Linked DNA regions of Homo sapiens: region 1 is linked to region 2. The links are chromatin loops, found by intact Hi-C in ENCODE. Cell type or tissue: B cell. All regions are shown on one strand. Links, peaks and the distances in the headings refer to the core of each region. The heading gives the core; the rest is flanking DNA.

What was found. Hi-C counts contacts between places; a loop is a spot of excess contacts. Peaks named below come from ENCODE experiments on the same cell type or tissue, not always from the same donor. Only the 100,000 strongest peaks of a DNase experiment are listed, where the experiment ranks them.
Region 1: it touches region 2 in a loop (4-fold over the local background); 2 of 110 quality-filtered maps call a loop at or near these places.

What each region holds. Positions count from the first base shown.
Region 1 is chr19:18,284,424-18,299,713 of GRCh38, reverse strand. It overlaps LOC124904653 (a long non-coding RNA gene), which reads left to right and starts at 6,871. Exons shown (of 2, transcript XR_007067155.1): 1 at 6,871-7,142; 2 at 7,827-9,124. LOC124904652 (a long non-coding RNA gene) reads right to left here. Exons shown (of 2, transcript XR_007067154.1): 2 at 13,781-14,253. It also overlaps the pseudogene RPL39P38. RefSeq lists silencers at 4,890-4,969, 4,829-5,011, 6,096-6,298, 7,253-7,422, 7,873-8,302 and 1 more, enhancers at 5,248-5,887, 6,443-6,522, 5,888-6,526, 6,527-7,166, 7,167-7,805 and 2 more and cis regulatory regions at 5,932-8,487, 9,067-9,435. In B cell, for the core only: no CTCF peak of the experiment used is centred there; DNase peaks (open chromatin) are centred at 4,973, 7,453, 7,943, 9,123 and 2 weaker places; H3K4me3 peaks cover 3,188 bases; H3K27ac peaks cover 5,516 bases.
Region 2 is chr19:18,017,122-18,032,411 of GRCh38, reverse strand. It overlaps the pseudogene CSP3. Among named protein-coding and RNA genes, the nearest start is that of ARRDC2, 17 kb to the right of the region's middle. RefSeq lists enhancers at 9,675-10,224, 10,699-10,748. In B cell, for the core only: no CTCF peak of the experiment used is centred there; DNase peaks (open chromatin) are centred at 8,391, 9,761, 9,921 and 10,951; H3K4me3 peaks cover 2,352 bases; H3K27ac peaks cover 4,069 bases.

The DNA of each region.
Region 1 (15,290 bases), core at 3,353-11,352, 270 kb before region 2:
AGCCATGATTGCGCCACTGCACTCCAGCCTGGGTGACAAAGCAAGACCCCCCCCCCACCAAAAAAAAAAAGTTCTTGCCGTTTGCATTGTTGAGGCAGCCAGAAGCAGGCCCTTTTGACAGAGCCCCCAGCTGGTCTGAATTCCACCTCCTCACCCTCCCACTGGCTTCGAGACCCCACTTAACTTATAGGGTCCTCTCCCTCCCAGGGTGGGAGAGGGGTGTGCACTGTGCCCTCCAAGATACCCTCACACCCTGCTGTCATCTCAGGCTGTCAGCCTCCCTGGTCATATTCAACGGCCTCTGTGGCCCCAAGGTGCGGTCAACTTTGTCCTAACCACCAAGCACCTTGACCTTTCTGGTGGCCTAAGGAAGGTGGGGATAACAGAGCACACAGAACTGTACCTCGGTTCCACCTGCTGGGGTGGAATCCAGCGTTTCTCGATCACCTGAGGCTTCCAATTAGAGAGAATGGCAGGTGTCAAGGCACTGAAGAAAGTGTGTGCTGGGTGTGTTGAAAAGGCAGTCAGCTGGCTGGCGAGCAAAGTGAGGGCGAGGGAGCAGGGCACAGTGGCTCACGCCTGTAATCTCAGCACTTTGAGAGGCCGAGGCAGGCGGATCACCTGAGGTCAGGAGTTCGAGTCCAGCCTGGCCACAACATGGCGAAACCCCGTCTCTACTAAAAATACAAAAATTAGCCGGGCGTGGCTGTGTATGCCTGTAGTCCAAGCTACTTGGGAGGCTGAGGCAGTAGAATCACTTGAACCCAGGAAGCAGAGGTTGCAGTCAGCCGAGATCATGGCACTGCACACTAGCCTGAGTGACAACGTGAAACTCCATCTCAAAAAAAAACAAAAAGCAAGGGTAAGGGTACCGGGCAAGGGCTGGCACACTGTAGATGTGAGGGCCTCCCTGGCCCTCTGTTTTCCCTTAGAGAGGATGAGTCAACCTAGAGACACCTTCAGAGAACCAACCTCCCTGAACCACTTAAGAAGCAGTTTTGTTTTGTTTGTAATGACTAAATTCCCTACTTTATTCAGATTTCCTTCGTTTTTACCTAATGTACTGTACTTAACAAAAAAAACTGAGGTGGTTGGGTGCGGTGGCTCACGCCTATAATCCCAGCACTTTGGGAGGCCGAGGCCGGCGGATCACCTGCAGTCAGGAGTTCGAGACCAGACCAGCCTGACCAACATGGAGAAACCCCGTCTCTATTAAAAATACAAAATTAGCCAGGTGTGGTGGCACATACCTGTAATCTCAGCTACTCAGGAGTCTGAGGAAGAAGAATTGCTTGAACCCAGGAGGCAGAGGTTGCAGTGAGCGGAGATCGCACGATTGCACTCCAGCCTGGGCAAAAAGAGTGAAACTCTGTCTCCAAAAAAAAAAAAAAAAAAAAATTGAGGTGCCTGGCATGGTGGTGGCTCACGCCTATAATCCCAGAACTTTGGGAGGCCAAGGCAGGAGGATCGCTTGAATCCAGGAAAGTGGATTCGAGAGCAGCCTAGGCAACATAGTGAAACCTCATCTCTACAAAAAATAAACAAAATTGGCCTGGCATGGTGGCGTGGCCCCTGTAAGTACCAGCTGCTCAGGAGGCTGAGGTGGGAGGATTGGTTGAGCCCTGGAGACCAGGCTGCAGTGAACCAAGATTGAACCACTGCACGGTTTGACCTCTGCCTGAACGACAGAGGAAGACCTTGTCTCTAAAAAATAAATTGAAGGCCAGGCGCGGTGGCTCATGGGAGCCATGACTTTGGGAGGCTGAGGTGGGCATATGGCTTGAGGCCAGGAGTTCAAGACCAGCCTGGTGAAACCACGTCTCTACTAAAATACAAAAATCAGCTGGTTGTGGTGGTGCACACCTGTAATCTCAGCTACTTGGGAGGCTGAGGCAGGAGAACTGCTTGATCCCAGGAGGCGGAGGTTGCAGTGAGCCAAGATCATGCCACTGCACTCCAGCCTGGGCAAGAGAGTGAAACCCTGTCTCAAAAAATTAAAATAAAGTAAGGCAGGAGTCACATAACATAAAATGAACCACTTTAAAGTGTATAATTCAGGGGCATTTAATACACACACACTGTTGTGCAACCATCGCCTCTAATTCTAGAACATGTTCATCCCTTCCAAAGGAGACCTGGTCCCCATCAGCAGTTACTCCCCATTCCCTTCCCCCAAGCCCCTGGCAACCAGGAAGCTGCTTCCTGTCTCTGTGGATTTGCCTGTCCTGGACATTTCATATCAATGGAATCTCACACTGTGTGGCCTTTCATGCCTGGCTTCTCTCACTCAGCATCGTGTTTTCGAGTTTTGTGCACGTGGTAGCACAGACTAGTGCTTCATGCCTTTTTTTTTGGAGATGGAGTCTTAAGTCTTATGCTGTCACCCATGCTGGAGTGCAATGGTGCGATCTCAGCTCACTGCAACCTCTGCCTCCCGGGTCAAGCGATTCTCCTGCCTCAGCCTTCTGAGTAGCTGGGACTACAGATGTGTGCCACCACACCCAGCTAATTTTTGTATTTTTAGTAGAGACGGGGTTTCACTATGTTGGCCAGGCTGGTCTTGAACTCCCGACCTCATGATCTGCCCGCCTCGGCCTCCCAAAGTGCTGGGATTACAGGCATGAGCCACTGTGCCCGGCCTGCTTCATGCCTTTTTGTGGCTGCATCATATTCCATTGTGTGGGTGGACCACATTTTGTTGATCCTTCATCAGCTGATGGACATTTGGGCTGTTTCCAAGGAAGGGAGTTTACTGAGTGTTTAATCTGCAGTGGGCACAGGTCTAAGGGCTTCCTCCCAACCCCTGCCCCAGTTATGAGGTCATCCTGCTAGCACCATGTCCATTTACCCATTTCGTAGTTGGAGATATGAAGGCACAAATAGGTCCCTGAAAGAACCACAGGTCAGCTCTTTGGCCTTTATACTCTGGGGATGGGGATAGAGGCAGACATTAAGGAAGGCAAGAATTAAATATGGTAAACCCAGAGCACTTTGGGAGGCCAAGGTGGGCAGATCACCTGAGGTCAGGAGTTCAAGACCAGCCTGGCCAACATGGTGAAACCCCGTTTCTACTAAAAATACAAAAATTAGCAGGGTGTGGTGCCGTGTGCCTGTAATCCCAGCTACTCGGGACGCTGAGGCAGGTGAATCGCTTGAACCCGGGAGATGGAGGGGGCAGTGAGCTGTGACTGCGTCACTGCACTCCATCCTGGGCAACAGAGTGAGACTCCATCTCAAAAAAAAAAAGAGAGAGAGAGAGAAAGAAAGAAAGAAAGCCAGCCAAGAATTAAATATGATCAATTCCAGGTGAGTGAGTCTCCCAGACAGTGGGAACAGCATGTGCAAAGACCCCGAGGTGGGAATACATAGCTGTACCCAAGGGAAAGCTGGCATGGAACAAGTGAGTGGGGAGAAGAAGAGGGGAATAGACGGCAGCTGCTGGGGGGCCTGGGGATATGGGGAAGGATCTAAGATGGACTCAGATGGGAAAACAGAGAGATTGAGAGATGCAGGAAGAGAGAGGGAGCAAGACTAGGAGAACAAGGAAGAGATAGGGCCTCAGCATCTCAAGGCCTGGCTCCAAGTAGCCAAGGAGGCCTTGTCCTCACCCAAGTCCCTGCACCCCAGACTGCTGATACCCTGCCTGCATCGACAGTGGCAACCACCATGTGCCCAGAAGGATGTCAGTACACGGTAAGTGCTCCAAAAATGTTGAGTGAATGGATGAACACAGGAATGGATGGATGGGTGGGTGTGTGGTAAGTGGATGGGTGGCTGGATGAATAGGTGGATTGGTGGATGGAAGGGTGGATGGTGGACGGATGGGTGGATGGTGGATAGGTGGATGGGTGGATGGATGGGTGGATGGATGGGTGGGTGGGTAGATAGGTGGATGGGTGGATGGTGGATGGATGGGTGGATGAGTGGATGGTGGATGGATGGATTGGTGGGTAGATAGGTGGATGGATGGATGGATGGTGGATGGGTAGATGGTAGATGGATGAGTGGATGGTGGATGGATGGTGGATGGGTAGATGGTAGATGGATGAGTGGATGGTGGATGGATGGTGGATGGGTAGATGGTAGGTGGATGGTGGATGGATGGTGGATGGGTAGATGGTGGATGGATGGGTGGATGGTGAATGGGTGGATGGTGGATACATGGGTGGGTGGGTAGATAGGTGGATGGGTGGATGGATGGGTGGATGGGTGGGTGAGTGGATGGTGGATGGATGGGTCAGTGGGTAGACAGGTGGATGGATGGCTGGTGGATGGTTAGGTGGTGGATGGGTGGACGGTGGACGGATGGTGGATGGGTGGATGGTGAATGGGTGGATGGTGGATGCATGGGTGGGTGGGTAGATGGATGGATGGTGGGTAGATGGATGGATGGTGGATGGGCAGATGGTGGATGGGTAGATGGTGCATGGATGGATGGCCGCTGGGTGGAGGAATGGATGGATGGATGAATGGGTAGATGGTGGATGGATGGGTGGATGATGGACTGATTGGTGGATGATGGATGGGGGATGAGTGGATGGTGGATGGGTGGATAGATGGACAGGTGGGTGGATGGATGGTAGATGGGCAGATGGTAGATGGATGGGTGGATGGTGGATGGATGGGGGATGAGTGGATGGTGGATGAGTGGATGGATGGGTGAGTAGGTAGATGGGCGGATGGCTGATAGAGGGAGGAAGACCTGACACTGAGGTCCGCTCCATGAGAAGCAGCGTCTCCCACCTTCCAGCAGATGACTGAGTGGTGTCTGGTGGAGGAACTTGTCCAGTCCTTCCCGAGGTCTCACCCACCCCTCTGCAGCCTCAGAAGACACCCCCAGGGTGGAGGCTGGAAAGTTGGGGCTGGACAGGGTGCTATGAGCGTAGGCCAAGCAGAGGCGTGCCGGCCGGGTACCAGATGCTGCTACCTGCCTCTGCCGCTGAGTCAGCATCACCATGGCAACTGGCCCTGCCGGATGCTTCTCTGGGCACATCCCCGTCACTGCAGCCACCACCGTCACAGCCGCCTCCTCACAGGGGGCAGGGGGAGCAGCTATTTTTACACAGTTTGTGTGCAGCACTCAGGGGCCAGGGTGCTCACCTTCCCTACACCCCCTCCCCTGTTAGTGTCAGCCCCACCATCTCCTGAAGGGGGCTTGGGAGGATGTTGTCACCTGGGGTGGGCATTGTGAGAACAGATGAGGGACATGTACAAGGGCTGAGTGGCTGGACTGCAGGAGAGAAGAGAGCCAGGGGCGATGATGGGGAAGACTGGCCACAGCAGGGAGCCACAGAGGGTGTGGGGAGGCCAGAGGGGCACTGACGGAGGGCACAACAGGGGTCCCTGTGACCCTGGGCAACCTCCACATCCCCAAAGCCTCCCCTGCTGCTTCTGGAGCATGCATAATGGTAGGAAAAGTGAGGCAGGGAGAGCAGTCACAGGCTCCACCTGGGCTGGCCAAGGACTCAAGCCACCCCCCACCCTCCCTGCTTAGGATCTGGAGGCCCCTGTAATCCTCCATCTCTCCTCACCCTGCGCCACGCCTCCTCCTGGATGTTCCCTTAACACACCTCAAATTCAGCCCGGGTACAGTGGCTTACGCCTGTAATCCCAACACTTTAGGAGGCTGAGGCGGACGAATCACGAGATCAAGAGGTGGAGACCATCCTGGCCAATATGGTGAAACCCTGTCTACTAAAAATACAAAATTAGCTGGGCATCGTGGCGCACGCCTGTAATTCCAGCTACTCGGGAGGCTGAGGCAGAAGAATCGCGTGAACCTGGTAGGTGGAGGTTGCAGTGAGCTGAGATCGCACCACTGTACTCCAGCCTGGGGGACAGAGGGAGACTCCTCTCAAAAAACAAACAAACAAATACCTCAAATTCCTCCCCAGGGCCTTTGCACGTGCTACTCCAGCTTTCAGGAACACCCTTCCCTGGGGCATCCTCATGGTGGCCCTGCTGCTGGTATCATGGATCCTCTGGCCCCCCCCACCCCACACTCCCTCCGCCTGCTGTCATTTGCTTTCTCACCACCTGACTTTATATCATTCACTTCTTTCAGTTGTTCCCGTCCCAAGAATGAGGGGCCACTGAGTCACCTCACAGCACATAGCCCACACTTCGCTTCGCTGGGCTCCTCTCTGATGTTTTCAGGGACAGGGCGGGGACTTGGGTTGACCGATGGCTCCAAAGGCAGGCATGACCTTCCTTTCAGGCCACAAGGCCCTATCAGAAGTCAGCAGTCAGTGCGTGAGCCAGGCCTGGAGGCTAACACCAGGGCCAGGAGTTATTCCACCACAGGTTCCTCCAGGAAGCCGCCTCCTACCGGGAGCCTGCCTGGGTGCCTCCAGGCCACACCCGGAGCTCCACCTCCCTTACCTGGTTGTCTCTCTGTCTCTGTCTTGCTCCTAGATTTTTTTCCAGCCTCCCTCTCCCGCTGTCTCTCCTTCCAACTCATTTTTTTTTCTCTTGGTTTATTTCCAAGCCACGATATTGCTTTTCTCTTCCGCTATCTCGAAGCTCTGGCCCTCCAATCAGGAGGCCCGATTTAGTACAGCCTCACCCAGAACGTTGGGGCCGTTCCTTTGGCCTCGATATACCCACTCAATAAATGGGCTTGTCCTAGAGCTTAAGGCCTGCCCCTGGGGGGGAGGAAATTCCGGTGGCGGACACCCTTCCCCATCCCCGGTTCAGGGCCCCGGCGGGGAAGGGGTTAACCACGCGCCGTCCCTTCCCCCCAGCTCTGCATTTAATTAGCAGTCCGGTGGGGCGGCCTCGCTGGGCGGGCGGGGGAAAGGGAGAGAGGGGGTGGAGAGGAGATCGGGGGAGACGGGAGGGAGAAGGGGATAAGGAAGAGGGGAGGGGAAGCTGAAGCAGGAAGGGGAGGGAGAGGAGGGGAGTGAGCGACGGGAGGAGAGGAGGGGGCTGGAGAACCAGCCCGGAATTCACAGACAGCCTCGCAGGTGTCCCCGCTCCAGCCTCTTTCTTGGGGTGCAGTCCCCTCCCACACCCCCTTTTCAAGGCCGAACCCAGCGCCCACACTAAATGTCAACTCTCCCCATTATCCGGTTGAGGAAACTGAGGCCATGCAGAGGTGGTGATGTGCCAAGTCGCAGCTCGGGGCAAACGTTTATTCGCAGGTATTTGCGCAATGGAAAACAAGCCCAAACCAGCTCCAGGTCGTCCGGCGACCTGGAGGAGCTGGGAGGGGGCGGTAGTGTGGGACGCGGGCTAGCGGGCTTAGCACCAGCCAGGCCACGGCCGTTCCCGTGCCTCAATTTCCCTCTCTGCACAGAGCCCAGTAAATTGCTTGCAGGGCCGACCGCCCCCGCCCCCATCCCCGCGGCCTCCAGCGCCGCGTGGGGTGGGGGCCGGGCGGCCGAAGCGTCCGCGTCTACGCGGCACCACTTCGCCCTGACGTTGGCGCTGACGCCACCCGCCAGCTCGCGGCGGGGTCCGGCAGCCCCGGGAAGTTAACTCTTCCACTGCCGCCGACAGCTCCGAGACCTCTCCCCCCGGATCCTTTCTCCCCCCCTCCCATTAGGGGAGGGGCCACACGCTGAGGACCCCGCAGCTAGGCGAGGCAGGAGGCCTCCACCAGCCTCCAGGCCTCTGCCCGCGCCGTTCCCTCCGCCTGGAATGCGCCTCCCGCCCCAACCCAACCCTGTGTTTACTGCGACTTCCCTCCCTTCGGCCTGGCCCTGACCCCTCCGGGGCAGGGCGTGTCCGTGTCTGGCTGCTAGTACCGGCCCGGGGTGGGGTCCTCTCTCCCCAACAACTCGCTGTTTCCAACTCAATGTCTTTCCCCCCATTTTTCATTCGAGAACCATCGAAGACCAGGAAACTTACGGACGTCACCTGGCCAGGGACTGAGCAGCGCCTGCCCAGCTCCTAGGGCTCCCCGCCCCCACCCCTGTACGCGGAGATGCCGTCTCCCGGCGGCGGAGAGGACCCCGCAGGCCCCGCCCTTCCCCAGGGGAAGTGAGAATAGGGTGCCCACCCCCGCATTCTCGCCACTTCCTCCCCGGGAGAGCGAGAGGCGAGGAGCAGGGGGGAGGCGGGAGGCGGGAGGAAGGGGATGCGGGGGCAGCGGGAGGCGGGAAGGCGTGGGGTCTCTCCACTATTGCCCCTGCTGTAGCGCTTAAGGGCCCCATGTGCACGGCCTTTGATACCACTCAGACAACTTTGGGGTCCCCCAAAGTTGCTCCTTCCTTGGGGTCCTTTCTGAATCAACGCGGACCCTGCCGGTGCCTCCCCATCCCCGCAGCCTGGGGCAGCGGCCTCTTCACCCCCTGCCGCCTGCCTTGCCTCCAGTTCCATCTACTCCCCATCTGGGGCCCAGATCCCTTCCGCTGGCTGGGGGCCAGGTCCAGCGCCCCGTCTGCACCAGTCCGGACCCCTAAGCTCGCTCCAGGAACCCCCAGTCTTGGTGCAGAAATGCAGCCCACGATGTGCAGGGCCAACTGGCTTCGAATCTGCCTTCCACATACTGAAGCCTTTCTTGGCTGACAGCCTCAGTTTGTCCATCCGAAAAAAGGGGACAAAGCATATCTAGATGGCTCACGCCTGTAATCCCAGCACTCTGGGAGGCCGAGGCGGACGGATTACTTGAGGTCAGGAGTTCCAGACCAGCCTGGCCAACATGGTGAAATCCCGTCTCTACAAAAATACAAAAATTAGCCGGGCGTGGTGGCGCACGCCTGTAATCCCAGCTACTCAGGAGGCTGAGGCAGGAGAATCACTTGAACCCAGGAGGTGGAGGCTGCAGTGAGCCGAGATAGTGCCATTGCACTCCAGCCTGGGCGACAGAGCAAGACTGTGTCTTAAAAAAAAAAAAAAAGAATACCTGGAGAATGGGTTTCCCATCTTGGCAGCATGAATACTTCCACTCATTCATTAATTCACTCATCCATTCATTATTCTACGAACTCATCCATTATGCTACTTATTGCATTCATTCCTTTACTCATTCACTCATTCATTGATTCACACACCACAGACAGCCAGGGAGGGCGGCGGGCCACAGGGGCCCACATCTCAGTGTGGACAGACGTCAGGGGCCCACAGGACCGTGGGTGGGGACAGCCCCAAGGCTGCAAATAAACGTTTGCCCAGAGCTGCATCCTGGCATGTCACCAAACCAAACCGAAGCCTCCCCAGAGAGGCCCCTGTGGGGTCCCCTGCCCAAGAGGCAGCTGCCTGCCACCTCCCCCACCCCTCCCCATTCAGGCACCACCCTGCCCTCAGTCTGTCAGCGGGGAAATGGCTCAGTACCTGGAAAAGCCACGAGTATGTGGTCGGATGCAGGCAAAACCCACACATCATGGTGGGGGGGGGCACCTACAATAATGGGTTGCATGTTAACAGATCAACACACATTCATCAAGCACCTACTGTGTGCTGGGACCCACGGGACTGGAGCATCTGCCAAGTGGGTCCCTGTGGCCCCTCCTGCCCTTCTGCTTGGGGCTTCCCTGCCTTTGATAAGACTCAGACATTCGAAGTCCAGCCCCAGCCCTGAGTGTTCCTGAGGTGGGAATGCCTGACTTTGCTCTCATTTCATAGTTTTTTGGTTTCCTTCTATTTATAGCAAGAGAAACTGGTTTTCCATTCTTGGTGGTGACATGAAGGTTCCCTTTTAAAATGTATTTACTGAAGTAAAAACAGAAAAGGGGGCCAACTTAAAGGAAAATCGTGAGACCAACCTACAGCATGCTTCTCTAAAATGACCTTGCTTCCAGTCCCCCAGAACATCACCTCTGGGCGGTGAGAACCCACCTGCCCAGCACACAGCGGGCACTCAATAGAGCATGGTCGTCGGGCGCAGTGGCTCATGCCTATAATCCCAGAACTTTTGGAGGTTGAGGCAGGCGGATCACTTGAGGTGAGGAGTTCAAGACCAGCCTGGTCAACATGGAGAAACCCCATCTCTACTAAAAATACAAAAATTAGTTGGTGTGGTGGCATGTGCCTGTAATCCCAGCTACTCTGGTGGCTGAGGCACTAGAATTGCTTGAACCTGGGAGGCAGAGATTGCAGTGAGCTGAGAACGTGCCACTGCACACCAGCCTCAGAGACAGAGTGACACTTTGTCTCCAAAAAAAAAAAAAAAAAAAAAAGCATGGTTGAATCGATGAATGATGGTATGTGAGTTTGGCCCAAAACAACCAAGAAACAAAAAACCAAACCAGCTTTTTTTTTTTTTGAGACAGGGTCTCGCTCTGTTGCCCAGGCTGGAGTGCAGTGGCACGATCTCAGCTCACTGCAATCTCTGCCTCCCAGGTTCAAGCGATTCTCCTGCCTCAGCCTCCTGAGTAGCTGGGATTACAGGCATGCGCCACCACACCCGGCTAATTTTTCTATTTTTAGTAGAGATGGGGTTTCACCATGTTGGCCAGGCTGGTCTCGATCTCCTCACCTTGTGATCCGCCCGCCTCAGCCTCCCAACCAGCTAATTTTTCTATCTTTTTGTAGAGATGGGTTCTTGCTATGTTGCCCAGGCTGCTCTTGAACTTCTGGGCTCAGGAGATCCTCCTGTCTCTGCCTCTCAAAGAGCTGGGATTATAAGCATGAGCCACCCTGCTCAGACTACAAACCAATTTATCTTTTTTTTTTTTTTTTTTTTTTTTTTGAGACAGAGTCTCACTCTGTCACCCAGGCTGGAGTTCAGTGGTGCGATCTTGGCTCACTGCAAGCTCCGCCTCCCGGGTTCACACCATTCTCCTGCCTCAGCCTCCCCAGTAGCTGGGACTACAGGTACCTGCCCACCACGCCTGGCTAATTTTTTTTTTGTATTTTTAGTAGAGACAGGTTTTCACCGTGTTAGCCAGGATGGTCTCGATCTCCTGACCTCATGATCCGCCCGCCTCAGACTCCCAAAGTGCTGGGATTGCAGGCATGAGTTACGGTGCCTGGCCTCTTTTTTTTTTTTTTTTTTTGGAGACGGGGGTATCGTCATGTTATGTTGGCCAGGTTGGTCTTGAATGCTTGGCCTCAAGCAGTCCTCCTGCCTCGGCCTCCCAAAGTGCTAGGATTGCAGGGGTGAGCCATTTTGCCTGGCCCAAACCAATTTCTGAAGTTGGTCTAAAGAAAGCAAATTCACTACCTTCTGATCCCCAAACCCTCTGGTTCTCCAGTATCTACCTGTGAAACGGCCTAACCCAGGCCTGGGCATACAGGAAGTGCACATTAAATGCATGCTGGATAAGTGCAGGGGTCCTGTCTGTCCTAGGGTGGGGTAGGAGGGTAAGTGGTATGGGAAGTTCTTTTCTCCTTGTGCTATAATAAGAGGCTTTGGAGACTGATTCTAGATGGTCAGTCAATCAACAAACACTTGACTGAACCATTCTTCTAGGCCTGCCCAGTTAGTAAAAATGGTCATAAAGCTGGCAGAGCCAGGTTCAATCTGGTTCCATCAATGCTGAAGGGGGGCTGTGCCTCAGTTTCCTCATCTGTAAAATGGTTTTATGAGGCAGGAGGGATCCGGTGCCAGTCCAGAGGGCAGGGCCTGGGTCCCCTCCGAGAGGCTGGGCAGACACCTGCGCTGGACTGGGGACAGACTGCGGTTCCTGCTCCTGGAGAGGGCGGAAGCCTGGCAGGAGGGGAACAGAGAGGCCTCAGCCTTCTCGGGTAACTTGATCCTCAGGAATGTGCGGGCCAGACAGCGCCCCCAGCCCGAGTCTGGCGCCCCACTCCCGACCGCCCTGCGGGGGTCCGGCAGTCGGGGCACTTTCCCTGCAAGTCCCGCCTCTGCGAGCCTAAGGGTCCTAAGCGCTGGATTAGGGTCCTCACAAGCCCCACCTCCCCGCTGTGGGGTCGTGAGTGCCTGGCTCCACCTCACCCCTTCGGCTGCCTGCTTAACTCGGTTTTCTTTGGGGCTTTCCGATTTATCAACGTGATTTTTGGTTTCTGGGTGTTCAAATAAAGACTAAAAATTAAACTGCAGCCTCAACTTACCCGGGCCCAAGCGATTCTCCCACCTCACCCTCCCAAGTAGCTGGGACCACAGGCGTGTACCACCATGCCCAGCGAACTTTTTTATTTTTGTAGAGAAGAGGTCTCACTAGATTGCTCAGGCTGGTCTCAAACTCCTGGGCTCAAGCGACCCTCCCTCCTTGGCCTCCCAAAGTGCTGGGATTACTGCCCTGAGCCACTGTGCCCGGCCTGCAGGTTGCTTTAAACAATAAATCTCTGCGCTGGGGAAGGACTACAGCCGCAGCGATTCAAACCCCGGCGGCTGCGGGGCGTCAGGTTCGGCTTCTGCTTGGAGGGCAGGGTTCTCTCTGGCCTGGCCTGTACGACTCTGGGCACGTCGCGCGCCCCCTCCAGACACTGCCCTGAGAAGTGGGATAACGTCCCTCACCACTCGTGGAGCTGCTGCTGAGATAAAGGTGAAAATGCAGAGTCCCGGACCAAGCCCTAGTGTTGCCCCAACCTCATCTGCAACTTTCATTGCCTTGGGGGTAAATCCCTCCTGAGCAGAGGTGGAGGCTTCGGCACTCCCCTTCTCTTCCTTTGGCACTCACTGGCTTCCCAATCCAGTCCCACCTGCCTCCCCACCTTCTAGAAATGTGTCCAACTGGTTCCTGCCCCGGGGCCTTTGAACTGGCTGTTCCTATTACCGGAACCCTCTGATCCCCCAATAATTGGCAATTAAGTCCAGCTTGTCTGTCACTTGGTGTTACATCCTGGGCCACCCCTCCCAGATTACCCAAACTCTAAAATATCAGCCCCCTCCACTACCATCTATGGCGGGGACACCATTGATTCTCCTGAAAACTGCGCCGGTCTGGCTCTCCCTTGGTGTGGGGACCTACAAAGGTGCAGATGTTGGTCTTGTTCATGTGTGCCCTTTCCCCTGGCTTACAGTAGGGGCTCAATCAGTGTATGTGGATTGAATGAATGAAAGTTCTCTCTAGTTCATTGTATGGGACTAGCTGATGGCGTTAGAGACACCCTCCGCCCCATATGTCCAAAGTGGCTTCAGATCTGCCCCGGAGGAACCCCCACTCTGGGAAAACAGAGCTGGACCAACAGCTGCTGTGGTGTCAGGGCTGGGATAAATGGAAGGACAGGAATGGGGTGTCCCAGAGGGCTCTCTGGCTGGGAGGAGGAAGGAGAGGGTAGGAAAGGGCATTGAGGTGGAGCAACAGAAAATGCGAAGAGAAAGAAAAAGGGAGGCCAGGCGCAGTGACTCAAGCCTGTAATCCCAGCACTTTGGGAGGCTGAGGCGGGCAGATCATGAGGTCAGGCTCAAGGCCAGCCTGACCAACATCGTGAAACCCCGTCTCTACTAAAAATACAAAAAATTAGCCGGGCGTGTTGGCACATGCCTGTAATCCCAGCTATTTAGGGAGGCTGAGGCAGGAGAATCGCTTGAACCCAGGAGGGGAAGGTTGCAGTGAGCCAAGATCAAGCCACTGCACTCCAGCCTGGGCGACAGAGCGAGACTCCATCTCAAAAAAAAGAAGAAAGGAGCCCTTGGGGGTGGCAAAGGCAGCTTCCCACACTTAGGGGCCAGGAGAGGCCTTCCCCATCCAGTCCTGAAGACCTCCCCTCCCCTTCTATGGAGGAGACAGAACAAGACACAGATAAGGGACAGACAGGTCTTAGCCAGATGGAGAGGATTGACGACGGTCCTAGGGGACATGGTCAGGAAGGGTTTCTTGGAGAAGGTGGTGGGTTTTGAAGGATGAGTAGGAGTTCGCCAAGAGTGTAAGGGTATTCCAAGCTGAGAGAACTCAAAACCAAAGAACTGCAGTTACATTTGGGCAAATAATACAATCATAGAAAGCATTTATTGACCCCTTACTATTTGTTTTTTCTTTCTTTTTTTTTTTTTTTTGAGTTGGAGTCTCACTCTGTTGCCCAGGCTGGAGTGCAGTGGCGCGATCTCGGCTCACTGCAACCTCCTCCTCCTGGGTTCAAGTGATTCTCCTGCCTCAGCCTCCCAAGTAGCTGGGACTAAAGGCGTGCGCCACCACACCGGGAGAATTTTTGTATTTTTAGTAGAGACAAGGTTTCACTATGTTGGCCAGGCTGGTCTCGAACGCCTGACCTCGTGATCCACCTGCCTCAGCCTCCCAAAGTGCTGAGATTACAGGCGTGCGCCACCACACCCAGCCTGACCCCTTACTATTTCTTCAAATCCAATAAAAATCGCAATGCTTTTCCTTTCTGCACCATCGTGGTGTGTTCTTGACTCCACTTCTCGCCATATCTTCCTACAAGACTTTCAGGATTAAGCGATTCCTGGACAAGAAACAAAAGCAAAATCGTCCCATTCCCCAGTGGATTTGGATGAAAACTGGAAATAAAATCAGGTACAACTCCAAAAGGACACTGGAGAAGAACCAAGCTGGGTCTATAAGGAATTGCACATGAGATGGCACACATATTTATGCTGTCTGAAGGTCACGATCACGTTAGCATATCAAACTGAAAGTGTCACCACTATCTGGAGAGTTCGACGTGTTTTCCTCTCTGAATCTGTTATGAACGTGTGGGTTGGCTGGGTTCAGTAATAAATATGTGAGGCCTTTCATTTCAAAAAAAAAAATCGCGATACTCCACAAAGTAGGTAGGTTTATTTGCTCAATTTTCATGAAGGAAAAGCTGAGGCTCAGAGAGGTTGACAGGCCTCTGTATCTCACCTGCCTGCCTGCAGGAAAGTGCTCCACTCAGCTCAGGCTGTCTCAGCCTACCATTCACCAGACCATCTCCCCAGCTGCCAAGGCTGAGGCCCAAGTTCAGGGCAGGGCCTCTGTAGGCCGCCCACTCACCTCCTGCCTCAGGGAGAGGCATGACCCCGTCTCCTCCACTCTGGCCCCACTGCACGGGACCCAGAGAGGGGTTCCCAGGGCAGGGCTGGCTACAGGTCTGCGGGCTGGATCTTGTCCCACTAGGGATCTCTTTGTCCAGGATAGAACCTGGGCTAGAGAGCACAGAGACCCATGGATCTGAGTATGTATCTGTGTGTACCTGCGTCTGTCTATACAACACGAATACAGACAGACACAGGTGCACACACAGACACACACTCCAATAGGCAGACAGACACCTTCCTAACCAATCTAGAGACAAAACAAACCCACACCTCCAGTTCCCTGCCCTGGCAATTTGAATCCCAGGCCTGCCAGGCCAGGTCTTTATTATTATTATTATTATTATTATTATTATTATTATTATTATTTTTAAGATGGAGTCTTGCCCTGTTGCCCAGGCTGGAGTGTAGTGGCATGATTTCAGCTCACTGCAACCTCCATCTCCTGGGTTCAAGTGATTCTCCT
Region 2 (15,290 bases), core at 3,450-11,449:
TTGGCAGAGAAGAAGCTAAAGCTCCGAAGTGACTGCAGATTCTCTGCAACCGGCTTTGAGCCATGGAAACAGGAGCCAGATTCTCACTCTAGAGATAGTGAGGGGGCCAAACCTACTCATACCACATGCATTAGTCCTGGTCATCCTCCAGGACCATGCCTGTGATGGGCAACTCATACCAGGCAGGGGAAAGGAGCTGATTAGGGAAGAAGGGACCATTTTTCATCTTTTAAAGTCTTAATTTATATTTTAACCTCAAACATATTATCAGTGCCTCAGATATAATTTAATCTTAAGTCTTTAAAGGCCCCCTGAAACAAAAGTATACTTTTTATTTAGGCTTCCTCACTTTCTGGTAGTCACTTTCCCCCAGTCTCCAGTTTTACCCTGACTTAGAGTCCACAAACTTCATCAGACCCTCTGTGCTCATGGACTTGGGCCTTTCTAGAGGGAAGCCTAAGGCTCGGCTCCAGATGAGCTGTGCCAGTACACCCAATGCTCGTGACACCCCAAACAGGACTGTGTAGTAATTCATCTCCATCATGCCATAATACTGGAGCAGCACCCCACTGTGAGCATCTACATTGGGCCAAGGATTCTTGGCCTTACCCTGCTCTAAGAGGACATTGGGCACAATCTTGCATAGCTGAGCAACCAACTTAAACATGGGGTCATTAGGCAGGTGTTTCAGAGCAAACTCTCGCTGACAGGTATATCGTGGATCAGTCTTCCTTAGTACTGCATGGCCATAGCCTGGAACAGCCCGTCCTGAGTTGAGTGTGTTCCAGATGTAGTCTCATAACTTCTCATCTGACACATCTTTGCCAACTTCCTTCTGCAGCTGTGTTAGCCAGACAAGCACTTCCTGATTTGCCAGTCCATGGAGAGGCCCTGCCAGCCCGTTCATGGCTGCTGCAAAGGACAGGTAAGGGTCTGAAAGGCCACTGCCCACCAAGTGGCTGGTATGGGCACTTACATTGCCGCCCTCATGGTCACTGTGGATAGTGAGGTACAGGTGCATGAGCTCAGGGAACTGATGATCAGTATAGCCTAACATGTTGGTGAAACTGTGAGACCAGTCCAGGTTAGAGTCAATGGCCCCAATACCACTGCCTTCTCCATAGAGATTTCGGTAGATCTTTGCTGCGACACAAGGTAGCTTTGTGATTAGATCCACAGAGTCTTCATAAATCAACTCCCAGTACTTGGTTCGGCTGATACCCCGTGCATATGCTTGGGCAAAGTTACTTTCACTGTTGAGGGCTGTAACAGCTGCACTGAGCTGAGACATGGGGTGTAGATTGGTGGGAAAGTTGTCCAGCATGGTGACCACATGGGAAGGCAGAGCTGCCCTCTTTGCCCACTCTTTTGAGAGCCAAGATACCTGTTCCTCTGTTGGGATACATCCAGTTACCAGCAGCCAAAATAAGCCCTCAGGCAGGGGTTCTTCCCCACCCTTAGCCTTGGGTAGCAGTTTCTGGCATTCAGGGATACTAAAGCCTCAGAAACGGATGCCCTCATCAGGATCAAGAACTGATGTTTCATAGACCAATCCCTTCATGCCTCTCATGCCACCATACATCATGTCCACAGTGATTTGGCCCACCACCTTCTTGCCATGTTGCTGCCTGAAGGTCTTAATTCTGGCCTGCTCCTTAGGTATGAGGTCAGCCAATATGTCTTTCAAATTCATGGAGGAAGCACTGGCATGCTGGGCTGCAAGAACAAGACAAGATGCATTCTTGGTTCCCAAGAGCCGGGCGGCCGCAGTAAGTAAAGCCATGGCGGGCGATCTCCGGGATCTGGTGGGGAGGTAAGAAGGGGAGAGAGCTGCGGCAGGAACAGGAGCCGCCGCCACTGCACCAGAGGCCGCGCCGACAGGTTGACAAGGTTGAAAGGACTGCTTTGAGGATTAAGTTTCAAACATATGAACTTTGGGGGACCATTCAAACCATAGCATCAATGAATAATTTTTTTTTAGTATAAGTATATCCCAAATGTTGCATGGGATATACTTACAGTAAAACCAAATTCAATATTGATCTGAACTTCACATTTAGCTGAGTAGCCTATATTTTATCTGGCAACCTGGCTTCACCATCATGCCCATTTTACAGATGAGGTGGCAGAGGCCCAGAAAGGTTAAGTAATGTGCCTGAGGCAGCACAGCCAGGGACAAGCAGAAGGAGAATCTAACCAGGATCATGGGTCCCACAGCCTTCAGGGGACTCATTCCCCACCCTGGCTAGAGGTGGCCGCAGGAGAGAAGCCCAGCTTGCCAGGACCTCAGTACCCTGTAAACACCTGGAGAGGTGCCAATCCTACCCGCCATCTGGACTTGGGTATCTGGAAGTGGGGCTGACTCATCCCCTGTAAACAGCCAGTCTCCTGTCACTGTAAACAGCTGGCATCTAGAGACGCTGTCACAGTGCCCAACTCACAGTGTGACATCCATGACCCGATACTTTGCCATCAGCCTGTCACTCGATACTTAGTAAACAGTATCCTGAGAGTGGACAGTAGTTGGTGGTTACCGCGGTGCCGTGGGCCCCAAGGCAGGGTTGGACTTAAACCCAGGTTCTGACACCTGATTAGCCATCAGAGCTTGCTGTGTTCTGATACTTTGTGAAAAAAGACTAATCCTGATACTTGCTATCTGTCAATGATGAAACCCTGTTAGCCATAAACCTGTCCTCATATTTTATCAGCTGGTAACTTTAAACAAAGTTCTGATACTCTGTAAACACAAATCATGACACTTATGACCCATCAGGGGTTGGTAAACTTCAGCTTTAACCATGACCCCAAAACAGTATTCAATTTTTTTTCCGTTTTTTTTTTTTTTTTTTTTTTTGAGACAGAGTCTCACTCTGTCGCCCAGGCTGGAATGCAGCAGCGTAATCTCGGCTCACTGCAACCTCTGCCTCCCAGGTTCAAGCTAATCTCCCACCTCAGCCTCCCGAGTAGCTGGGACCACACCCAGATAATTACTGTATTTTTAGTAGAGACAGGGTTTCACCATGTTGGCCAGGCTGGTCTAGAACTCCTGGTCTCAAGTGATCCGCCTGCCCCAGCCTCCCAAAGTGCTGCTGGGATTATAGGTGTGAGCCACCGCTCCTGGCTCCTTTTTTTTTTTTTTTTTTTGAGATGGGTTTCACTCTTATCCCCCAGGCTGGAATGCAGTGCCTTCATCTCGGTTCACTGCAACCTCCACCTCCTGGGTTCAAGCGATTCTCCTGCCTCACCCTCCCGAGTAGCTGGGATTATAGGCGCCTGCCACCACGCCCAGCTAGTTTGGGTTTTTTTTTTTTTTTACTTTCTTTCTTGTATTTTCAGTGGAGACAGGGTTTCACCATGTTGGCCAGGATGGTCTCCATGACCGGCCCTGGCTCCCTCCTTTTTTTTAGAGACAAGATCTCTCTCAGTCACCCAAGCTAGAATGCAGTGGCGGGATCATAGCTCACTGCAGCTTCGAACTCCCAGGCTTAAGTGATCCTCCCACCTCAGCCTACTGAATAGCTGAGACTACAGGCATCCCAGCTAATTTTTAAAACTTTTTGTAAGGATGGAGGAGGGGGTCTCCCTATGTTGCCCAGGCTGGTCTTGAACTCCTGGCCTCAAACGGTCCTCTCACTTCAGCTTCCCCAAGCACTGGGATTACAGGCAAGAACCACCATACCTGGCCTACATTTTAAAATGACTGAAAAACTACCAGAGGAAGACTATTTGATGACATGTGAAAATTACATGAAATTCACACTTGAGTGTCCATGAACAAAGTTTTCCTGGGATACAGCCATGCTCACTTATTTGTGTATATGAATGCTTTCAAACAGCCGCAGCGTAGAGTAATTGCAAAAGAGACTGTGTAGCCGGCAAAGCTTCAAATATTTCCTATCTGGCCCTTTATAGAAAATGTTTGCCTATTCCTGATCTAAGCTCTTGGGCAGTCACTGTTCTTTATATTGAATTTAATACTCTGTTAATAGTCAATGGTCCACAGTGGTCACATGCAATGCAAACTGTGAGTCTTTTTACTCTGTAAAAGTCATATCCTAGACCGGGCATGGTGGCTCACGCCTGTAATCCCAGCACTTTGGGAGGCCAAGGTCGGGACTTTGAGACCAGCCTGATCAACATGGAGAAACCCCATCTCTATTAAAAATAAATACAAAATTAGATGGGTGTGGTGGCACATGCCTGTAATCCCAGCTACTAGGGAGGCTGAGACAGGAGAATCACTTGAACCCAGGAGGCGGAGGTTGCAGTGAGCTGAGATCGTGCCATTGCACTCCAGCCTGGGCAACAAGAGCGAAACTCCGTCTCAAAAAACAAAACAACAAACAAAAAAAGTCATATCCTAATGGGCGTGGCGGCTCATGCCTGTAATCCAACACGTTGGGAGGCAGAGTGGGGAGGAATCGTTTGAGTCCAGGAGTTCGAGACCAGGCTGGTCAACATGGTGAGACCTGTCTCTACAAAAAATTAAAAAAAAAAAAACTTAGCCAGGTGTGGTGCTGTGTGCCTGTAGTCCCAGCTACTCAGGAGACTGAGGTAGGAGGATCGCATGAGCCCAGAGGTCGAGGCTGCGTGAGCCATGACTGTACCACTGCACTCCAACTTGGGCGACAGAGTGAGACCTCATCTCTATAAAAAATAAATAAATTAGCTGAGTGTGGTAGTGTGCGTAGTCCCAGCTACTCGGGAGGCTAAGGTGGGAGGATCGCTTGAGCCCGGAGGTTGAGGCTGCAGTGAACCATGATTGCACCACTGTACTCCAGCCTGGGTGAAAGAGCCAGACACAGTCTCTTAACAACAACAATAAAAGTCGTATTCAGCCTGATGTTCTGACAAGATTAATGCAATGAACATTTGGTTTCTGACAGCAGTTAGTGTGTCCTGGGACTGTGTCAATGGTCAATACTGGGAAACATAACCAAGATGAGACCCAAAGAGTGACTGAGAATTAGACAAAGGAAAAATGATCTTGCCACACTCAGGCTGGACTGTGACTGCTGAGCTGAGGAGCTGGACTTTCTCCTGAGGGTAATAGGGAGCCACGGAGGGTGTGTGAGCAGAGGAGGGACATGCTCAACCTGGACACAGGGACGGGATTGCTTCTGACCTTGGATATCCCTTCCATGCAATGGGCTGAGGTGGCCAAAATAAAGACCTTTCCAGGCCTGGGGTCTGAAAGGAAAGGGCACTTGAAGTTGCGATGTTAGGACTTCGTGGGAGAAGCCAGTGTGCAAATAACTGAGCAGGGACTTCTGTTCCTCCCCTGCCAAGCAGGCTCCAGGGGCTGCTCACACAGTGTGATCTGGGGCCAGGAGGCTAGGGATGAGGCCAGAAGACTCCTCTTTAGGAGTCCAGGACCAGTGGGTCAAGGTCTTACTCTGAGCTTCATTAATCCATCATACACTAATTGAGCAGCTACTGAGGGAGGGCCCTTGTCTTCCACCTCCCCATTCCTGGCTCTCTGCATCTTGTGCAGGCACTCTCATTTAGCATACTGCATTTATTTTTATATTATTTATTTATTTTAGAGATAGGGTCCCATTCTGCTGGAGTGCAGTGGTGCAATCACGGCTCACTGCAGCCTCAACCTCCTGGGCTCAAACAATCCTCCCACCTCAGTCTCCCCAGTAGCTAGGACTACAGGTGTGTGCCACCATGCCTGGCTAATTTTTTTTATTTTTATTTTTAGTAGAGATGGGGCTTCACCATGTTGCTCAGGCTGGTCTCAAAGTCCTGGCCTCAAGGGATCCTCCCATCTCAGCCTCCCAAAGTGCTTTATACAGGCATGAGCCACCACACCCAGCCAGTAAATTTATTGAGCACCTACTGCATGCTATGACCCGCCCTCTTGGAGCTCCCAGTACCGAGGGGAGGTGGAAGACAGGCCGTGAACCTGTCAATACATTGTAATCACAAACTGTGAGAAAGGCAAAGCAAGGAATTGGAAGGAACTGAGAGGGAGAATAGGGCAGCTTTTGTGAAAGAGGTGAAAGGAGCCAAGCACAGTGGTTCACACCTGTAATCCTAGCACTTTGGGAGGCTGAGGTGGGTGGATCACTGGAGGTCAGGAGTTCAAGACCAGCCTGGCCAACATGTTGAAACCCCGTCTCTACTAAAAACACAAAAATTAGGCTGGGCGCGGTGGCTCACGCCTGTAATCCCAGCACTTTGGGAGACCGAGGCGGGCAGATCACGAGGTCAGGAGATTGAGACCATCCTGGCTAACACGGTGAAACCCTGTCTCTACAAAAAAATACAAAAAATTAGCCGGGTGTGGTGGCGGGTGCCTGTAGTCCCAGCTACTCGGGAGGCTGAGGCCGGACAATGGCGTGAACCCGGGAGGCGGAGCTTGCAGTGAGCCGAGATTGTGCCACTGCACTCCAGCCTGGGCGACAGAGCAGCACTCCAGCCTGGGCGACAGAGCAACACTCCGTCTCGGGAAAAAAAAAAAAAACACCACCACAAAAATTAGCTGGCTGTGGTGGCACATGCCTGTAGTCCCAGCTACTTGGGGAGGCTGAGGCAGGAGAATTGCTTGAACCTGGGAGGCAGACGCTGCAGTGAGCCAAGATCACGCCACTGCACTCCAGCCTGCAAGACTCTTGTCAAAAAATTAAAACAAAAAAACAAGAAACAAGAAGAGGTGGAAAGGTCTCTAAGGAGTGGATGCTTAAACTGACATCTTCAGGAAGAGAACGTGCAGGCTTTGTAATGAGCGAGAGGAAGAGCTATCTGGGCAGAAAGAACAACACGTAGAAAGGCCCTGAGGTGCCGGGCGTGGTGGCTCACACCTGTAATCCCAGCACTTTGGGAGGCCGAGGCGGGCAGATCACCTGAGGTCAGGAGTTCGAGACCAGCCTGACCAACATGGAGAACAACCATCTCTACTAAAAATACAAAATTAGCCGGGAGTGGTGGCGCATGCCTGTAATCCTAGCTACTTGGGAGGCTGAGGCAGGAGAATCGCTTGAACCCTGGAGGCAGAGGTTGTGGTGAGCCAAGATTGTGCCATTGCACTCCAGCCTGGGCAACAAGAGCAAAACTCTGTCTCAAAAAAAAGAAAAAAAAAATAAAAGGCCCTGAGGTGACAATGAACCTGTTGTAGACCAGGCATGGTGGCTCACTCCTATAATCCCAGTACTTTGGGAAGCCGAGGCAGGAGGATCTCATTTTGAGATCAGCCCTGGAAACATAGGGAAACCTATGTTTCTCTACAAAAATAAAAATAATAAAAAAAATAAAATTACAGGCATGGTGGCTCACGCCTGTAATCCCAGCACTTTGGGAAACTGAGGCAGGATGATCACTCCAAGAGTTTGAGACCAGCCTGGCCAACATGGTGAAACCCCGTCTCTACCAAAAATATAAAAAATTGGCCAGATGTGGTGGTGCATGCCTGTAATCCCAGCTACTCTGGAGGCTGAGGCAGGAGAATCACTTGAACCTGGGAGGCAGAGGTTGCAGGGAGCCGAGATCTTGCCACTGCACTCCAGCCTGGGTGACAGAGTGAGACTCCATCTCAAAAAAAAAAAAAAAAGTTAGCCGGGCATGGTGGCTTGTGTCTGTGGTCCCAGATGGTTGGGAGGCTGAAGGAGGAGGACCACTTGAGCTTGGGAGGTCGAGGCTGCAGTGAGATATGATTGTACCACTGCACTCCAGTCTGGGCAATAGAGTGAGACTGTCTCAAAAAAAAAAAAGTGGCCACTGCTCATGTCTGTAATCTCAGTGCTTTTGGAGCCTGAGACAGGCCGATCGCTTGAGTTCAGGAGTTGGAGACCAGCCTGGGCAACGTAGTAAGATTCCATGTCTACAAAAAATACAAAAATTAGCTGGGTGTGGTGGTGTGTGTCTGTTGTCCCAGCTACTCAGGAGGATGAGGTGGAAGGATAGCTTGAGCCTAGGAGGTCGAGACCACAGTGGGCTAACAGGGCACCACTGCACTCCAGCCTGGACAACACAGCAATACCCTGTCTCAAAATAAATAAATAAATAAAGCCAACATCAGCAGCTGAATCAGGGCTGACCTGGGGTTTCGGAGGCCTTAGGGCCACGATACAGGCTCTGCCGGCCCAAGTCAGTCCCAGCACACACCAGTCACCTCTGCTGACGGACACACAGACTTAACACTTAGACCCAGACTCAAAAGTGCCCCAACCAACCCACTGTCTGCTTCCCACACTGGCTGAGATCCATAGCTCCACATGCGAGCACAGGTAACGGTTGTGTGTGTACATGCCTCTGGGCAATGCCACGTGCGGCCCGACACACACACACACACACACACATATGCACACGCAGGCGGATCCACCTATATTCCAGGCCGCCTGCAAACACGCAAACACACACATGCCTGCCCACACTGCCCCAGCACGCGCACGTCACGCGGAGACTCAGGAAGCACAGCTGGGGGCTCCCATGAGAGCCGGTTTCCTGTTTTCAAAGAGGCTGGGAACTGCTAACGGCATGTTCCAGACGAGCCTACCCCTCACCCACTGCCTCAGCACCCCCATGCTGCCCCACAGACGCTGCACCCACTCTGTGCCCAGTCCTGACACTGACGTACAGTGAAGTCAAGCTCCAGATGAGGAAACTGAGGCTCAGAGGGGTGCTGTCGTTTGCCCACGGTCACACAGGGAGGAAGAGGTGGTCCCAGAGCCCAGACCCGAAGCTCCATGCTGCCTCCCTCCTAAGCACCATGGCCAGGGTCTGGGGGTGGGGGTTCACAGATGGGGACACGCCCTCTCCTGCCTGGACTGTGGCCTGGGCCTGGTCCCTCCTGGGTCACAGGCTTCAGGGGCCACCCCTATAAAGCCCCAGGCTCTTCTGCCTTATGTACCCAATCTTTTCTATTCACCACCCCCTGCCCATCCTGCCTGTTTTGTGTCCCCAAAAGAAAGCGCTGGCTCTCAGCCCCGGTTCAAGGCTTCACGTGGCCTGGTTCACCTGTATCACAAACATTAATGGACAACTGCTGGCCACCAACAAAGCAAACCCGGTCCTGCCCTTAGGGGGCTTGTAGGTGGGAGAATTGAGCACAGAGACAAATAAACACATTTAAACCGGGCACGGTGGCTCACGTCTGTAATCCCAGCACTTTGGGAGGCTGAGGCGGGCAGCTCACTTGAGGTCAGGAGTTCAAGACCAGCGTGGCCAACATGGTGAAACCCCGTCTCTATTAAAATACAAAAATTAGCCGGGCGTGGTGGCAGGCACCTTTAATCCCAGCTACTCAGGAGGCTGAGGCAGAAGAATCACTTGAACCTGGGAGGCGGAGGATGCAGTGAGCCAAGATCGTGCCACTGCACTCTAGCCTGGGCAATAGAGTGAGACTCCATCTAAAAAAATAAATAAATAGTCACGCGCAGTGGCTCACGCCTGTAATCCCAGCACTTTGGGAGGCCAAGGCGGGTGGATCACCTGAGGTCAGGAGTTCAAGATCAGCTTGGCCAACATGGTGAAACCCCGTCTCTACTAAAAATACAAAAAATTAGGTGGGCGTGGTGGCGTGCGCCTGTAATCCCAGCTACTCAGGAGACTGAGACAGGAGAATCGCTTGAACCCGGGAGGCGGAGGTTGCAGTGAGCCAAGATTGCGCCACTGCACTCCAGCCTGGGCAACAAGAGCAAAACTCCGTCTCAATAAACAAATAAACACATTTGCAGATGCCTCTCTATGCTCCAGCCCCATGGGGCCACTGGGGTGGCTGAGGACACGCCTAGCTCCCACCTGCCTGCTGTGGTTGCACAGGCTGTTCCCTCTGCTTGAAATGCCTTTCCCTAGTTCCTCTTCATCCATCAAAGCCCCAGCTCCAATGTCCTCTCTTTCTGCAAGGCCTCTCAGGACCCTCCAGCCTTCAGCCTTCCCTCTGGTTCCACCCTGACTCCACAGGGATCTGAGGTTGTGTGAGTCCTGCTCTGATCTTCACCAGTGTCCTTGGGACTCTGATCCACTGCCATCATCATGCGTCCAAGATGGTTTTCCTTACTTCTAGGCCTTCTTCCAGGGAGTCTCCAAACTCGTAGCATGATTGGCTCAGGCAGGATCACGTGCCCAGCCCTGACCCAATCCCTGTGCCTGTGATAACAAAAGGCTCCAATTGGCCAAGTGTGGTCACATGACCACACAGGAAACCAGGAAGTGGATCTGGGTCTCAGAAAGTGGGGCAGGGAGCCGGGCACTGTGGCTCACGCCTGTAATCCCAGCACTTTGGCAGGCCGAGGTGGGCAGATCACCTGAGGTCAGGAGTTTGAGACCAGCCTGGCCAACATGGTGAAACCCCATCTCTACTAAAAATACAAAAATTACCTGGGCATAGGGACAGGCGCCGGTAATCCCAGCTACTTGGGAGGCTGAGGCAGGAGGCGGAGATTGCAGTCAGCTGAGATCATGCCACTGCATTCCAGCCTGACGGACAGAGTGAGACCCTGTCTCCAAAAAAAAAAAAAAAAAAAAGGGCAGGGCAGGTAGACATTCCTCCAGACCCCTGTGTTAAGGACTTAGGGATCCCCTTGCCTGTACCATCTTGGCTGGTGGGCCTTGGCGAAGTCACTTGTTCCCTGTGTCTCAGTTTCCCCACTTGTCAATCAGGCCCAGCAGGGTTGAAGTGTTGGAGCACAGGGGGATCCATCCCCTCTCTGATCATTCTTGGGCTGAGTCCTTTTTACCCCGCACCCACGCCCTCATCTTTTATTGTTGTTTTCTGTGGATCCTCCCAGATCGGGCCGCGCAGTCCACCCAGCCCAGCGTGGCAGGCACTGATGGCCACCGGCTGAGTCACCATTTCCTCCTGGCCCCTTGCCCGGGCCCAGTGCTTTCTGGGGACTTTCCTGAACATCAAAAACAAGGTGGGGGGTGGGGGGGTGACTCCCGGGTGAGGGAAGCTAGGGCAGACACGCGTGTGTTTGGATAGGTTTGTGCATACCCTGGCGTGGGTTCAAAGCCCATGTCTGGGCCCCACCTGTAGGATCCAGGCCATAACCGCATCCTCCTAGGAGTTGGGGTACTCCACATGTGAGCACCTGGTGAACACTCTGTGCCCGGCTGCTTGTGCCCGAGTTCACTGGCTGGTGTTTCTATGTTGCTGACAGGCTTATGTGTGTGCGTGTGTGTTTGCACGTGTGTGTGTACATCATGACTGCCCTGTGCCTGGAGCCCAGCGACAGAGAGGCCCAGCCCCTCGCTCAAAAGGTGCATCTGAACTCCAGCCGCCCCTGCCCCTCAATGCACCCAGCTCCTCGCTCAGAAAGGTGGATCTGGTGGAGATAACTCCCTGGGCCAAGGCAGGGGGGCTTGGGAAATCCTGCTGCATTAGGGTGCAGGGGTGGCGGAGGCAGGGTGAGGCAGAGGTGGGGTGGTCAGAACTGTGGATCCACATGGATGAGCCTGGGCGGGCTGAGCTTTGGGAGGAATAGATGTCAATTGTAAAAACCTTCACTAAGCCACCTACTGTGTGTTCAGGGTGCTGGGACACAGTGGGGACCTGGTGTAATAGACACCACATCAACAAACAAGTGAATATGTAACCCCAGGGACATGGGGAGGACCAGGAAATTAAATGCACTGGGGCAGCAGGAGGGGAATTTGGGGTGCCCGGGCCTAGGGACAGAGGGGACTTGCTGAGAAGGTGATGTGAGGTCTCAGATGTGCAGGCGGAGGAGGTCTTGGGGAGATCTAGGGAGACAGAGTGCCAGGTGGAAGGTATGGCTGGTGCAAAGGCCCTGAGGTGGGCACGAACTGGCAGAGGGGCTTTGGCTTCATTCAGGAAGGTCTAACCCCACAGCAGGATGGGGAGCCATCAGGAGGTTGTGCTGGTGGGGCCACCAGGACAAGCTGTCCTGTAACTGGAGCTCAGCAGGAATGCGTCCCCCTCCCACCCCCACCCCCACCCCATCTCTGGCGCTCTTTGCTTGGGACAGAATGTGCTGGGAGGAGAGGCTGGCGGTGGCCGCGCCTGGTGGCTGGAGCGGGGAGGCTGGAGGATTCCTGAACAGTGGCCCGGCTGGGCTGGGCTCCCTGCCAGCGTGGGTGGGAAAACAAGCAGCGGGCGCCCTGACTGCTTGTCACCCCTTGTCCCCCAGCTGGCCGGGCCAGGGCAGGAGGCAGAGATGGTGAGAGAGTCAGGGACCCAAAGAGACAGAGAGATGGTAGCCAAGAGAGATAGTGAGAGAATCAGAGGCAGAGGGAGACAGAGACAGGGAGAAAGAGACAGAAGTACAGAGGCAATAAGACTGAGAGACAGAGACAGAGACAGTAAGCAAGACAGATATTGAGAGAGAGACAGAGATGGGAAAGAAAAGATGGTGAGAGTCAGAATGAAACAGACAGAGACACTGAGAGATAGAGACCTAGCATTTGACTCTGCATGGGGGACACGTCTGACTCTAGGAGGTCTTGGGAGCAAGTGCAAGGGATGACACCTCCACCCCCATCAGAATCTTCATCTGAGCTGGGCATGGTGGCTCACGCCTGTAATCCCAGCACTTTGGGAGGCCAAGATGGGCAGATCACCTGAGGTCAGAAGTTCAAGACCAGCCTGGGCAACATGGTGAAACCCTGTCTCTACTAAAAATACAAAAATTAGCTGGGCGTGGTGATGGGTGCCTGTAATCCCAGCTAGTCAGGAGGCCAAGGCATGAGAATTGCTTGAACTCGGGTGGCAGAGTTTGCAGTGAGCCGAGATCGAGGCTTTCCACTCCAGCTTGGACAATGCTGTCTCAAAAAAAAAAAGAAAAGAAAAAAAAAAGAAAAAGGCCGGGCGTGGTGGCTCATGCCTGTAATCTCAGCACTTTGGGAGGCCGAGGTGGGCAGATCACGAGGTCAGGAGATCGAGACCATCCTGGCGAACACTGTGAAACCCCGTCTCTACTAAAAATACAAAAAAAAAATTAGCCAGGCGTAGTGGTGGGCGCCCGTAGTCCCAGCTACTTGGGAGGCTGAGGCAGGAGAATGGCATGAACCCGGGGGGCGGAGCTTGCAGTGAGCAGAGATCAACCCACTGCACTCCAGCCTGGGCAACAGAGTGAGACTCTGTCTCAAAAAAAAAAAAAAAAAGAGGAGTCTTCATCCACATCAAAGTAGGCAGAGCAGTGGTCCCCCAGTCACTTAGTCAACCACCCTCATGCCTGCTGCATGCTGGGGCGGGGGTCAGAGCCTGGATCTGGCCCTGCCCACAGAGGGTCAGACAAACAAATGAACATCTAAGTAGTAATTTCAGAGCGTGATGAGGGCTAGGAAGACTACAGAACAGAGAGATAGGAGAGGGAGTGATGGAGGGGGTGGCAACTTTGGCCAGGAGGTTGGAGTGGCTCTGAAAAAGTGAGGCCAGGGGGTAAAGAGAAACCACCAATGGGGGAAGAGCCTTTTCGCAGGGGGAATAGTATATGAGAAGTCCCCAAGGTAAAAATCAGCTTGGAGGGCCGGGCGCGGTGGCTCAAACCTGTAATCCCAGCACTTTGGGAGGCCGAGGCAGGTGGATCATTTGAGGTCAGGTGTTCAAGACCAGCCTGGCCAGTATGGTGAAACCCTGTCTTTATTAAAAATACAAAAATTAGCTGAGCATGGTGGTGGGCACCTGTAGTCGCAGCTACTTGGGAGGCTGAGGCAGAATCACTTGAACCTGGGAGGCGGAGATTGCAGTGAGCCGAGATCGAGCCACTGCACTCCAGCCTGGGCAACAGAGTGAGGCTCTGTCTAAAAGATAAAAATAATAAAAATAAAAATCAGCTTGGAGTGTTTGAGTAGCAGACGGGGAGGGAGGGGGAGCTGGAGGGAGAGGTGGGCAGGGGGTCTTACGGGCCTGGAGAGGGTTGGGGTTTTTGTTATTTCGTTATTTTTTATTTATTTATTTATTTTTGAGACAGAGTGTCACTCTGTCGCCCAGGCTGGAGTGCGGTGGCTCAATCTCCACTTACTCACTGCAAGCTCCGCCTCCCGGGCTCACACCGTTCTCTTGCCTCAGCCTCCGGAGTAGCTGGGACTACAGGTGCCCGCCACCACGCCCGGAGAACTTTTTGTATTTTTAGTGGAGATGGGGTTTCACTGTGTTAGCCAGGATGGTCTTGATCTCCTGACCTCGTGATCCACCCGCCTTGGCCTCCCAAAGTGCTGGGATTACTGTGCCCGGCCTGCTGTTGTTGTTGTTATTATTATTATTATTATTGGAGAAAAATTCTTGCCACGTCACCCAGGCTGGAGTACAGTGGTTTGATCATCGCTCACTGCAGGCTAGACCTCCTGGGCCAAGTGATTCTCCCACCTCAGCCTCCTGAGTAGCTGGGACCATAGGCACATGCCACCAGGCCCAGCTAATGTTTACATTTTTTTTTTTGTAGAGATGGGGTCTCGCTCTGTTGCCCAGGCTGGTCTCAAACTCCTGGCCTTACGTGATCCTCCCACCTCAGCCTCTCAAAGTGCTGGATCACAGGCGTGAGCCACCGCGCCCGGCCTCATTTCATGTTTGATAGAAGTTGACCACCTGCCTTTGGGCTCCCTAGGCCCCTCCCCATGTTCAGGAAGTTTCCTGAATTGGGACTATCTGGGCCAGCTTAATCCTGGTTGTTGATCATCTGAACCGGAAAGTTCTCCTTCTGTCAGGATCAAGTTCCCCATAGTTGCAGACTCAGGAGTCCTGAGGACACGGGGCGTCTTGTCCTCCCACCCCCGCTGGGTGGAATCTTTTTGTCGCACTGTACCCACATCCCTTGCTGGAATAAATACCTTAGACTCTCCTCTGTTTGGGAACATGGATCTGGAAACTGATATGTCTTGCACACCCCGCATGACAAATAACTCATTTCCTACTGAGACTGTCAGTTCGGCTTCTAGTGACTGTGCTGTGGGAATGCTTCCTCTCTGCTGGCCCCAGGGACCTCCCATGTATGGCATGCTCCAAGCTTGATGCCAGGTCAAAGGAGGTCTTGGTAGACCTTAGAACCAGGGGTAGCAGGAAAGGAGGGCTCACCCTCAGGCCAGAGGAAGGACGTGATTGAGGACTGTGGTAGGGTGTGGGGATGGGCTGTCTCCCAGAGTCTCAGATGACAAAACAGGCTCAGACGCAAGGTGACCTGCCTGCAGTCACACAGAGAGCCAAGCCCTACCTAACCCAGATCTCCTCATGTCCAGCCCCTGGGTCCCCCAGTCCTCATCCCTGGCTCCTAGCCCTGACAATGGCCATTCCAGCCTCCAGCCTGCCAGTTAATTTCTGCTGCCTTGGGCAGGCTGGCTGGGACAGCCTGGGCTATCAGACTAGGGTTTCTTTTTGTTTTTGTTTTTGT